Linked DNA regions of Homo sapiens: region 2 is linked to region 1. A link is a contact called in ENCODE Hi-C or POLR2A ChIA-PET data. All regions are on one chromosome and are shown on one strand. The core of a region is the stretch at or near the end of the contact, and the rest is flanking DNA. Distances in the headings are between cores, read along the strand shown.

The links. A loop is a pair of places that touch in the nucleus more often than their neighbours do. ChIA-PET counts read pairs that join two places held with the same protein, here RNA polymerase II (POLR2A). Pooled maps may share reads with other maps.
Region 2: a loop to region 1 is called in a map of posterior cingulate gyrus, with 2.7 times the contacts of the local background. The contact joins the promoter of LINC02907 here to the enhancer-like site in region 1. A Hi-C loop is called at or near these places in 2 of 168 maps with a recorded cell type or tissue (A673 and posterior cingulate gyrus) and 3 of 50 pooled maps. POLR2A ChIA-PET finds 5 or more read pairs at or near these places in 1 of 52 experiments (WTC11).

What each region holds. Positions count from the first base shown.
Region 1 is chr9:135,279,616-135,286,018 of GRCh38, reverse strand. No RefSeq gene overlaps it. Among named protein-coding and RNA genes, the nearest start is that of LINC02907, 60 kb to the left of the region's middle. RefSeq lists enhancers at 356-1,022, 2,497-3,044. Within about 2 kb of position 3,175, at least 4 of the 41 ENCODE cell types and tissues checked have a DNase peak (open chromatin) inside an H3K27ac peak, as active enhancers do.
Region 2 is chr9:135,340,235-135,346,637 of GRCh38, reverse strand. LINC02907 (long intergenic non-protein coding RNA 2907) reads right to left here and starts at 3,389. Exons shown (of 3, transcript NR_171012.1): 1 at 3,167-3,389; 2 at 2,185-2,616; 3 at 76-1,344. RefSeq lists an enhancer at 3,636-4,348.

The DNA of each region.
Region 1 (6,403 bases), core at 1,926-4,425:
CACGTGTGCACATGCCTGTGTGGGGGGGGATGCGTGTGCACCTGTGTGCCTGGGGACGCATGTCACGTGTGCACATGCCTGTGTGTGTGGGGATGCGTGTGCACCTGTGTGCCTGGGGACCCGTGTGACGTGTGCACATGCCTGTGTGTGGGGGGATGCGTGTGCACCTGTGTGCCTGGGGACGCGTGTCACGTGTGCACATGCCTGTGTGGGGGATGCGTGTGCACCTATGTGCCTAGGGACGCATGTCACGTGTGCACATACCTGTGTGGGGGGGATGCGTGTGCACGTGTGTGCCTGGGGACGCGTGTCACGTGTGCACATGCCTGTGTGTGTGGGGATGCGTGTGCACCTGTGTGCCTGGGGACCCGTGTCACGTGTGCACATGCCTGTGTGTGTGGGGATGCGTGTGCACCTGTGTGCCTGGGGACCCGTGTGACGTGTGCACATGCCTGTGTGTGGGGGGATGCATGTGCACCTGTGTGCCTGGGGACCCGTGTGACGTGTGCACATGCCTGTGTGTTGGGGGATGCGTGTGCACCTGTGTGCCTGGGGACCCGTGTCACGTGTGCACATGCCTGTGTGGGGGATGCGTGTGCACCTGTGTGCCTGGGGACGCGTGTCACGTGTGCACATGCCTGTGTGTGGGGGGATGCGTGTGCACCTGTGTGCCTGGGGACCCGTGTCACGTGTGCACATGCCTGTGTGTGGGGGGATGCGTGTGCACCTGTGTGCCTGGGGACCCGTGTCACGTGTGCACATGCCTGTGTGTGGGGGGATGCATGTGCACGTGTGTGCCTGGGGACGCGTGTCACGTGTGCACATGCCTGTGTGGGGGATGCGTGTGCACGTGTGTGCCTGGGGACGCGTGTCACGTGTGCACATGCCTGTGTGTGTGGGATGCGTGTGCACCTGTGTGCCTGGGGACCCAGAGGTGAAATCACAACCACCTGAGGTCCCCAGCACCACCTGCCCCCGAGCTCCAGCCCAGGCACCTTGCCTTGCTTTCATCCCAGAAAGGGGTGACTGCAGGCCGGGGCTGCCCTGGTGCAAGGATTTCATCCTAGTACCCATGGCCATCAGGGGAGGCAGCTGGGGCCAGAAATGGGCACCCAGGGACCAGGAGGAGCCCTCTGCGCTATGCCTTCAGCCCTGCCTAAAGGGCATCCCCAGGGAGGCAGGCTTCTCTGTCCAAGCCCCAGCCAGAGCACAGCACAGACTGTTCTGGTCCAATCCAGCCCCCCACCCCCACAATTTGAGGGCAAAGAATGAAGGCCTCCTGACGGGGGCTGGGCATTTGCCACGAAGCCTCATTAACTTGGACACTGTCCTCATTCCACAGGGCAGCACAGCCCCTCAATGTTGGAAAACGGTGGCAGAGCCTCAGATACCTGCCGGGAGTTGGAGGACTGGGATCTGTCCCATCCCGTGGCCTCTGGGCTCACACAGGGTCCCAGCCACAGCCCTGGCAGCCTGGGCTTGATTCCATCTTCTTCCAATGAGAAGAATGTGTTCCTTCCTGCTGACCTGCGGGATTGGAAATGCAAGTGAAATCGCTGTTCCGACGCACAGGTTGTCCACATTATTAATAATAGATGGCCAGTGGGTGAATTATTTTCAGTGGGGGATTATTTTCAGTGGGGGAATTATTTCAACCATCCCACCCAACGTGCAACCTCGGGCCAGAACTGGTCCAGGAATGATCGAGTAAAAGTTTATGATAAAAATATCCAAAAATTGAGGAACTCTATAGCAATTTGACAGGATAATTGTGTCTGTTGAATCTCATACTAAAACATGATGGCTTAAAATGTGTGTGTGTTTTTTTTAAACTAATATATATATATTTTACTTCATTTTACTAGTATTGGTCTGAGGTAGATTGGAAAAGCTTCAGTAACCAGTCTTTGCCACAGAGGATTTGAGAAGCATAGACTTAAACTGTAAAGAATCACCTTCTTCAGCAAAGCAGTTTGGAGACAGCTACGGAGCTGAGTGCTGCAAGAGTGTGGGCTCCGGCACGGGCGTCCCACCCTGGGATGAATCCGGTGCAGGCTTTTCTGAGAGTAATGTCATAAATGTGTCAGCTGCTCTAACAAAGTAACCGTCCTTTGATCAATCCTCTGAGACGTGGAAAAAGGCATAACCACCAGGACATCCGCTGAGCAGCGTCTGAAAGAGTGAAAAACCCAGAAATGGCATGAACGCCCCACAGCAGAGGAGGGGCTGAGAGGGCAGCTCATGCACAGAGCGAGGCATGAGGCAGCCGCTGACGACGGTGCAAACTCGGTTTTGTAGAAGAGCATTCACCAGGAGAAACTGTTCCTGCCTTCATTTATTCATCAAATGTTTACTGATAACCTACAAAGTGCCAGGCAGGTGCCTGGAAGATAGACTGTATTTATTTTAAAAACAGCCTTTGAAACACTGGAACGCATGGTCGCAAGCTGATGAAAAGAAAAGTGCATCTATGCACGGGAAGAGCTAGAACGCTGTGCTTGCAGACGTCACCTGTCACTTGCTCTCGGAGTGGGATTGTGGGCATGTACCTTCTCTTTGGACTTTCCGATATGTTCCATGATGTTCTCTGATGAATATACGGTTTATGAAATTAGACTGCGAAATATGTGCAGTGAAAACAGTCTCCATTTGCATGTTAACACGGCGTGCGGCAGGAAGCATCCTGCAGGTCACTCTGATTTTTTCCAGGACTGCCCAGGGCTCTTGTCCTCAGGGCACCCACCTGCCCATGTGCTCCCTACCCAGCCTGAACCTGAAACAGGCATCCCAGTTCCCCTCTGGCACTGCATCCAAAGGCCCAGCTCGAGGTCTCTTTTCCCAGGTCCCTGTGCCAGCCCCTGACCCTGCCCCTTCCCCAGGAGCAGATCCATGGCTCTCCTGCTGCCCCACAGGCCTCATCCTCCAGTTCACTGGCTTTCAAGGGCCAAGGCCAGAGCACCCAACAGGACTGCCCCCTCCTGCCGAGGCCACCTGAGTGCCTGCCTCTGTGTCCTCCTGCATCTCAGCTGCAGCCTCCACCTGGCCTCAGCTCCAGGCCCAGCCCCAGACACCTGGACCCCACCTGGCAGCCACAATGGTTTGGACATGCAGGATGGGCACTGCACCACCGCCATGCACCCTCCAGGGAGCTCCGGCTGTGCTTGGGCTTAACCCCAACCTCCTTCTGCCAAGGAGGCCCCCAGAACAGGCCCTGACCACCTGTGCTGTTCCTGCGTCCCCGATGGACTGGGCTGAACATTGGTCAGGCCCTTGCTTCAGGAGCCTTGTGCTGCTCCTTCATGAGGCTGAGGCATTCCTCAGAGTTCAGCTTGGATGCCACCTCCTCCAGGAAGCCTCCCTGGTTTTTCCCCTCCATCCTTGAGAGGAGATGAGCTGTTCCTCGTCTGTGCTCATGCAGCCTGCACCTCCCCTACTCCAGGCCCTGCACTGTGGGGGCCGCCTGGCTTCTCTGTCCCCACCAATGGCAATTCCATGAGGTCACATGTGTCTTAGTCCCGGCCCTTGGCACCTGGCACAGAGCCTGGTGTGTAGGGGAGCTCTGAATGTTTGCAGATAAATGCTCCTGGAGTGTGCAAGTGGACTCGGAATACACACGGAATATACACAAACATTTAGGTGCTGTGTCCTCCTGGGGGACTCTGTGTGCTCGGCACCAGGAGGTAGACTCCCTGCAAGCCACTAGGAGGATCTCCGTGGAAAGGGCAGGGCATCTTTGTGAGCAGCTCCTCCTCCTCTCCCGCCCCAGCCTTGGTGCTAAAAAACCCCTCCTGTCCCTGCCTGAGGTCTCTCAGGAAGCACCGGGTGCTGTGAAGCTCGCACCTGGCCTGGCCCCAGCTTGTCACGCTGCCAAGCGTCTGACGTCACCTCTTGGCAACAGAACAGCCAGAACCAGGCTGGGTGGCTGGATATTAAAGAGCCACAGACAAACCCTGAGTGGATTGTCTCAGCGAGTTTTAAAGCACTCGCCTCTCTCCGCTCGACCCCCCCACACACGTGCTGGTTGTGAAATCGAAGGAGGCCTTGCGCTTGGGGTTTTGCCGTATTTCTGTTCTCCATCCCTCACCTCCAAAACTCAAGTGAATAGGCCAGATGCGGTTGCCACAGCAACCCCCTCTCCTCCAGCAGCTTGCGCTGGAGTTTTCAGCTTAATCTTCCTGGAAGTATCTGGGCACCAGAGTGCTGTTTAGGAGAACGGGGGCCATGTGGTGGGGAGGCCCTGCCTCCGCCTGCCTGCTGCCACCTTCACTTCTGGGGGTTTAGGAAGCTATGACTAGGGTAGTTACAGTGCTTTCTGGAGTGGGCAGCCACCTGGCAAAGTGATGACGGGGAGACCATGGGCTGCCCTCCAGAGCCCGAGGTTGGCTGGGACTTGGCCCTCCCTCCCCACGAGGAATCCAAGTCAGTCCTCTCAGCCCACGGAGGTGGGGAAGGTGTCCCATTATGTCTTTTGCAGATGGGGACCTGCTCAGGGACACCAGGTCAGGGAGGGGCAGAGTTAGGCCTGGACCCAGCCTGTGGCACTTGAGGGCCCCCCCGGGACCTCCAGGTACACAGACCCTGCCTCACCTTGTGACCCTTCTCTGCAAAGCTGACCCCGTCTGGGTGAGCCCAGCAGCTGCCCGAGGCCTAGAGCCAGTAGTAGCCTCCCGAGGCCAGTCTATTGGAGCTGACAGCTCCTCCTGCAGGCTGAGGCTGGGAGGTGGATGCCCCGACCGCAGGCCTTAGCATGGATCCATGGGCCCCTCAGAGACCCCCAGCGCCACTGGGTGTAGCCAGCAGCAAGGTGGTTCTTCAAAAAGCCTCCCCTGAGTGATCTGGGTGGGGGTGGTGGCTTTCCAGCGTTGGGGGGACGCTCAATTAACCTGCAATGACGCCCAGAGTCAGGCTGCTCAGCACGTGTGGCTCCTTGAATCTAAATTAATAAAATTCAATACAATTAGAAATTCGGTTTCTCGGCTGCACTGACATTTCAAGGGCTCAAAGGCCACATGTGGCTTGTGGCCGTCCTGTTGGATGGCAGAGACCTAGAGCGTTTCTGTCACTGCAGAGAGCTCGGTTGGAAGCACTGGCTCTGGTGGCTAAGGCCTACGTCAACAGACTCGTGCCAGAAGCAGGCCTGGGAGGCTGCAATTGGAGTCAGACGGTGCTTGGGGCGGGTCCAGCTCCTTGCTGCCTCTGGCTGTGCCACCTCAGTCCAGTGCCTTGGACCCTCTGAGTCTTGGTTTCCTCATCTGTGACGGGGAGAACAGCAGTGTCTTTTCTTTCATGGCGCCAGTTTTCAAGTCAGCTGCCACCCCAGTCTCCATTACCGCCCCTCAGGTCATCTTCCCCTTCCTCCTGCCACCCGAGAGGGGCTGCTATTCTTCCTCTTCTACAGATGAAGAAACTGAGGCTCAGAGAGGTTGAGGGACTTGCCCAAGGGCAGGCAGATATTGCTGGTGAGCAGAACCCGCCTGAATTTGAGGCTCATGTGGTCAGACCTCGCCAACAGAGCCCAGGGTATGACCAGCCACATGGTACAGAGCCTCCGTGGTCAGACCTCGCCAACAGAGCCCAGGGTATGGCCAGCCACATGGTACAGAGCCTCCCGCTCTGAGCTGGCATCCGGCTTCCTGCCGTCCAACCTGACCCCTTTCCTCCCCGCTTCCTCCCCACTGCCCTTTATGCACATGAGGATGGCAACCCTCTCTCTTTTCATGTCTGTCTCTGGGTGAGTGTGGCAGTCCGGGTGGCATCTCCTTGCAGGTCCGATCCGCGCTTTCCCGCCTGCGGAGCCACTCAGCCCCGAAGCGTCCAGGGCATGTTCTCTGCTCCCAGAGCTGCGGGTGCAGGGCTGAGCTCCTGCTGTTTCTCCCGTGCCCAGCCAGACCCATCATGGCTACAGGTGGGCAGAGGCTGGCAGATTGCATTTCATAGGCCCCAGGATTTCACGGGACCCTCTGTGGAATTCGGCCACAGCCCTACAGATTTCATGGGACACTTTGCCATCAGCCACCCCCTGGAATTTCATGAAGCACCCCACAGAATCTCACCCGACATTGGTGACAGTCACGGGGCACCCGAACACATTCTCCCAGTCGTTGTTTTGGTATTGGTGGCTCTGAGGCCGTTCCCCTGTGAAGCCAGGGAGTCGGGTTATCCGGAGGCGAAAGATGCCAATGATACCCGAAGTTCTGTCACTCCTTCCACATGAGACAGGGAAGTGAGTCTGCTGGGAGGCGGAGCTCCCCCATGAAACGTTCAACCCACCGTGTGACCCTGAAATGCCATCACCAGGGTTTGGACGAGGGACAGAAAGGGGCACCTGTCCCTCAAGGACTCAGCAACTTGAGGCTCCCAGGGCTCAGGGCACCTCCGCCATGGCCACAGGGACTCTTGGGGT
Region 2 (6,403 bases), core at 2,140-4,639, 60 kb before region 1:
CGCCAGATTGGAGTGGGCCGTGGAGCTGGTGGGAGGGGAGAAACGGGGACAGCGGGTACCGCCAATTCTCCTGAGTTTTTTCATCTTTCTCTTTTATTTAACACAATCAGTGAAAGGCGTGTTCTAGAATACCAGCCTTAGTCCTCAGACATGTTAATATGAGGCCAACTTGTAATGGGGGAGCAAACATGGCCCCTGGCCTGAATGCAGGCAGCAAAGTCCATTTCCAGGCAGCGTCGACCTCAGGGAAGCTTCCAAGCCCAGTTGCTGGCTGTGTGGTTGGCGCCGAAAGCTGGGGTGCGCTGTGTTCTCAGGGGTGTCGGCACTGCTGCAGGCACACCTGGGACCTGCTCTTGAAGCCACCCCACAAGGAGCAAGGCAGCCCACGGATGCCCAAAGTGCAGCTCGGAACAGAGCCAGCAGGCTCGACTCCATGCATGCTGTTTGATCTGCAAAAAGTGGAGAAGGAGCAGGCGCGGAGCGGGTAGAGAGGGAGGGAGATTTTTTTCTCTTTTATGGCAGAAACCTGAAAGTGTTGGCTGGCAGGGGAGGGGGAGCGAAGGTGCGAGTTCCTGGAGAAGACAGCGCACCAGCTTCGTGCACAGACCATGACAGGCCCTCCTGCTGGTGGGCGCCCACACTGTCGCCCACAGCCCTCCTGCAGGCGCCTTGGAGCGGGTCCCTGGCAGTGGGCAGGGCTGGCCCGCCCCTGCAGAGTGAAGGATAGCCCGGGTTTGGGAACCATGTGTGAGGGTTGGAGATGTCTCTGGGGCCTGTGATCTGCTCCGGGTTGGGTTGGGCTGGGCTGTAGTTGAGGGGCTTTGGGGGACACTGGTCCTCACAGGCTCAAACTAATGTCCACCATGCAGGGTGGTGGCCCTCCCTCTGGAGCTGCTCAGACATTCACATGTGTGTGCACATAGCCAGGCACATACAGGCATACGCACACATGTGCAGAAATGCACATACGTATGCATATCCATGCATGCATATATATAGACACAGACCCGGGCACACAGGCACACACATGCACAAATGCATCACATGCAGAGAGACTCAGGGGCATGCGCACACACACATACCCAGAGCTGCACATGCAGGCACACACACACATATGCCCACAAGTACACTTGTTTGTGTGAAGCACAGACATCCACACGCAGGCATATGTATGCATGCACACACACCTACATGTGCAGACCCTCTAGCCTGAGAAGCCCAGGTCTTCCAGGCAGATGGTTGTGTGAGTTTCTCTCTCCCAGGACCAGGCAGACGCAGCATAGAAGCCCTGATCCGTCTGTTCCTAACCCAGCAAGTGACACACAATAGCCTCTCTGTGTGGCCCTGAGTGGAGATGAGATTCAAAAAGAAAAAAGCAGCTTTCAACTTCCTCTACGTGAAAGGTCATCGCCCCCTCCCCACGTGGGGGTGTCAGGCGATGAGGGAGCCTGGGAGCCCAAGCAGGCTCTCGACAGACAGCTGTCTCTCGCATGTGATGGTGCCGCCGTCTTTCTCACCAGCAGCACGACGCTGCAGGCTCTAGGGGCTGTGGGTAGAGACAGACGGCCTGTGCCCTTTACATCCTTCCAGCCAAGCCCGCTGCTGTACTCCAGATGCGGGCCTTGTTTGCCCTCCCCGCGTATCTCTGAGGTCCCCACGAATTGCTGTGTGGCATGAATGTGAGATCCCTGCCATGGTATCCAAAAGGCAAGCCTCTACTTACAGGAGGGATGAAGGCCCTGAGGGGTGGTGGGTGTCCCATCCCCCTGAGAGTTGGGGGTGCAGAGGGCCCCTCTGCACCTGACCTGCCACCTGGTGGTCACTGTGGTGAGAAAGGGGTCCTGGGACTTCAGGCCTGGGGTTTTGGGGTGAAGATGTCTTGTCTAGAGGCACCAGCTGCCCACAGCCCTGCAGCCACCCTGGCCGAGAGCAGATGATCCAGCGAGTCCTCAGGGGAACATTATCCTCTTTGCAAAATAACTGTGGAATTAGAGCTTGATGTGGGCTTAGCGGGTGCCCTGCAGTGTCTCAGTTCATTCCTACCCAGCAAAGTGGCTGACGTGAGAGCGGGGTCTGCACCGACAGCAGGACCTCCCTGTTCACCTGCTCCCGAGACCACCAGGGAGCCATGCTGTGGCTGTGGCTGAGGCTGAGGGTGGGGCAAGAACCCAAATGCACACAAACCTGCATCATCCGTCCAGCACTGGATCCCAGGGTCTCTCTAGACATTTTAAAAGATCTTTAAAAACAGGGAAGAAAGAAACCAACCCCATTGGGGCGGTGGCGGCTCCCTTAAACTTTCAGCGACTGCCATGAGAACAGAGATTTCGGTGGCTCCAAAGAACACAGGCTTATATTCCTTTGCTTTTCTTGAGGTTCTTATGCCGGAAAGATGCAGGTGTTGCCTGCCCTCTTGCCCTGTGAGGCTGTTCCTCAGCCGCCAGCCCAGGACTGGGCGTCCGGCCGTTCTGTCCACGCTGCAGCCCTGCTGTCCGCTAGATGGCGCTGCGTCATGCCCGTGGCGGGCCTGTCTGGAACCCAGGAAGGCCTGGCGGAGTTCCAGGAGGGTCTCTGGAGACCCAGGCGTCAGCACAGTGGCGGGGACGAGTCCCCTCCCTGGAGGGTGTGAGATCCCCTCATTGCCGGGCTCTGGGCACCCAGAGCACAGATTTTGTTCGCTCACTGCTGGAGAAGCATAGCCTGCCTGGGAAATGCCCCCTCCCCTCTGTGGAGCCGGGAGGTATGCATGCAGGCATGTGTGTGTGTACACGTGTGTGCACACGCCTGTGCCTGTGTGTGCCTTGTGCATTCTGTGCAAGGATGTGTGTGCATGCGCATGCATGCATGCACACACCTGCACACACTCCTGTGGCCGTGTGCTCTTGTGCATATGTGGGGGTTCTGTGTGTGTGTCTGGGGACAGGGAGGTATAGGAGGCAGCTCCCTTTAGCCCATTGGAGGCTAGCCCTGTGTATGTGCTGGACTCCAAGATGACAAAGACCTGCCCAGGTCTCAGCCTCAGCCTGTAACTGCTCTGAGCCTCCATTTACTCATCTGTAAAATTGAGATGCCCCAGTTACCTCCCAGGTGTGATGAGGCCCCATGGAGACCATGGGGCGAGAGGGCCCTCCCCACAGGCATGACGCAAAGTGACATCGATACACACCTGTGTTGTGGTCACGCACCTCCAGCAGCGGCCACAGGAAGGACACTGAGGTCTGCCCTGGGCTGAGGCCCATGGCATCCTGTTCATCATGGGGGTGCCACGGAATCCCCCATCCCACAGGGGAGGAGACGCAAGCTGAGAGGCGAAGCCACAAGCCTGACTCTGAGCCCAGGCTGTCGTCCCGGGCCGCGGTGCCCACACTGCCACTCAGCCCTGGCTGGAGATGCAGTGCTGAGGTGGGCAGGTGGCTCCACCAGCCCCATGAGGCTCAGTGGGACCTGGTGGAGGGTGGCACTGGCCTTGGAGAAGACTTGAGCCCAGCCTCTCTGTGCTGGCAGCTGGGAATGCTGAGAGGCAGGAGGAAGCTGGGGGGCACTTCCTGAGCCCCCACTGCATGGGGACAAAACCCAGGGATCCCTCCCCAGGCAGAGACCCCACCGGGCTCGATCACCAGACTTCTGGCTGTCAGCTGGCACAGAGGCCCAGCAGGGACAACCCCGGAGGAGGGGAATGTGTCATTGGGAGCCTGGGCAGCCATCAACTAGTCCTGGCCTAAACGTGGAGCACCTGGTGCCCGGCCCTTTGGCAGGGCCTTCCTTGGGGACAGAGGTGACTGCTGGTGCCTGGACCCAGGAAGCTCCCCCATCTCCCCAGGCCACCAGAGGCCCCGAGTCACTCCCGGGTGAAAACACAAATCCAGGCTGGGGCAGCTGACAGGTGGTTCCCAGGGAGGAACTGAGGGGTTGAGGGGCAGGAGAGGTGGGAGCTGGACACAGTGACTTCTGGGGCATCAGGCCTCGGCCATCTCCGAAGGAGGGCTCCCGGGAGGTGCACGTGGACAAGATTTCTGGACGAGATCAGGCTGCTTACCCGTCTGCCAAGGCCCTGCAGCTTGGGTGTCTTTGCGAACCTGTCAGTAATTGGGGTTGTGTCCAACAGCCTGTGCCAGGCTCCTTGGCGGGGCAGTCCTTGCAGCAGTCCTTGAAGGTCACCTCGAGAGCCAAGGCTGGGCAAAGCGATGGATCCATCAGGTGCAGGGGGAATGGTGTCTGGGGCCCACAAAGGTCACGATGTGGCCCCGCAGGTGCCAATGAGGGAGCCAGGGTCCAGCCACCTGTGCTTGCCAGCTGGGTGCCCTGGTACCAGGGGACGAGCTCCTTCTTGGTTTGCACAAAGGCTGGTGGGCCCCGTCCAGGAGCTGCTGCCCAACAGTGTGCTCTCGGATCCCTAGGACACGGGGGCCCCAGCTGCATGCTGTGCTCAGCCCCATCGGACACTGGGAGCCCCCTTCTATGGAACCAGAGCTCCCGAGGGGATGCTAGAAAAGTGTGGAGCTCTTTTCCTGGGCGCTGAGCCCCCTGTCCATGGTAGGAAAGAGGACAGTATTAGTGATGGGGATGCAGGGACACCTGTGGCTTCAGAGCATCAGCTTGGAGTGTCTGATTTAGTCATGAGACAGCCTCACCTGGGGAGAACTTTCTTCCCATTTTACAGAGGGGTAAATAGAGGCTGCTGTGGCGCCCTGCCCAGGAGCCCTGGCTGCTTCGAGGCTGAGGAAAGCAGGGAGGTGAGCAGCTCGGGGCCTGCCCTGCAGGTGCACCCGGACCCTGGGTGGGCCCTGCCACCCCGCACGCCTTCCCCAGAGCCCTCTGAGCCTTGGCCGGTGGGCGGACGGAGAAGGTTCTGAGGGGAGGAGTCTGGAAAGAGGGAGGGGCTTTGTGAGGGACCACAGGGGAAGTGGGGCTGAGCCTCTGCTGTCCTCAGCCTCTGCTGTCCTCAGCTGGGTCTCCCACCAGGTCCCTTCCACCCGCTGTGGCCTTGGCGTCCTTCTTGCTTGGGCCCCATGGGTCAGCTGTGGGTGCCTGGACACCCATAAGTGGCCATCCTGCCTGGGTCCCTGGACCTCTTGCCACCTCTCCCATCCCCACACACCTGCCACCATGCCAGCAGCCACTTTCTAGAGCCTTCCGTAGCAAATGAGTTCCTTCATCTCAAATTAGGTGCAGGGGGAATGGTGAGGCTTTCTATAAAAGCCTCTCTGCTGATGACGGCTTCCTGCACAAACAGACCTCCACTAGGGACTGGAGCGACAACCTCTCCCCGCTGAGCGCAGCCGGCGCGTCTCCCGTGGAGCCCACGTCTCCTGGGAACAGCCTCCTCCTCTGACAGACAGGGCCACAGAGCCAACTTGTTACAGTTTGCAGAGAGCCCGCTGCCCTCTGCCGCAGCTCAGTTGGGTGGGTGCCTGGGCCCCGGGCCACCCCTCTGGTGCTGGTCCTTGGCTCCTCTTTTTGCAAAATAGAAAGGAATTTCCAGAATCTCAGCAAAACTACACCGCAGCTTGGACTGTGGATTTGGGGTCTGTGCAAAGCACCCTATCCCTTTCTTGGGGCAGTCAGGCTGGAAGAAGACCTTGCCCGCCCAGGGCACCCCTGAGGTGCAGGGCACCGTGCCTGTGATGCCCTCATGGGTGCACTGAGCTCCCCACAGCCCTGCAAGAGCTTTCTGCTGATGGCTCCCGAGTCACAGATGGAGAAACTGAGGGGTTGTTTATTGGGCCTGCCCATCTGGTCAGCAGCAGAGCGGACGCCCCGTCCGTGCAGCCCCTGTGCAGCTGTTGCTGGCCACTTTGTCTGTTTGTTAGGTTCTGATGGGACCTGGGGGACACCCCATTCTGGGAGCCTGCTGAGCCACAGCACACATGGTGAGAAGCCATTCAATGGCATTTCTTGAAAAATCATGCTTCAATCGAATCTCTTCAGTAAGTTACATGGGTTTTTCACTAGTTAACCAAAATAAATTGCATCAGAGGCTAGTGTTTATGAATTTTTAAAACAACGCGCCTGTATTTATCTGCCATTTGTTTCATTTAATTTTTTTGTCTGTATGCCTTCCTGTTTGGGGGCAGTGCAGCTGCGGGCCGGGCCGGGCCTGGAACACTCAGTGTAGGCTGCCTAAATATTTTATTTGCCAGTTGCAAACAGGAAACGTAATTAGAGGCCTGATTGCCAGCCATGCCAGGGAAAGGGGGTCTCGAGGGGGGGCCAAGCTCCCTTTATTCTTTGGAATTTATAGCGTTTGGATTACAGAGCCACAGGGAACAGGCTTTTTGTTTTTTATTTTCTTAACTAGAATGAAGGCAAAGGTTTCTGCAGATAGGAAATTCCCCAACTCACACGACATCCATTGAAATTTTAATAGAATGCTAAAATTCAGCCCCTGAAAGCATCCAGCAGC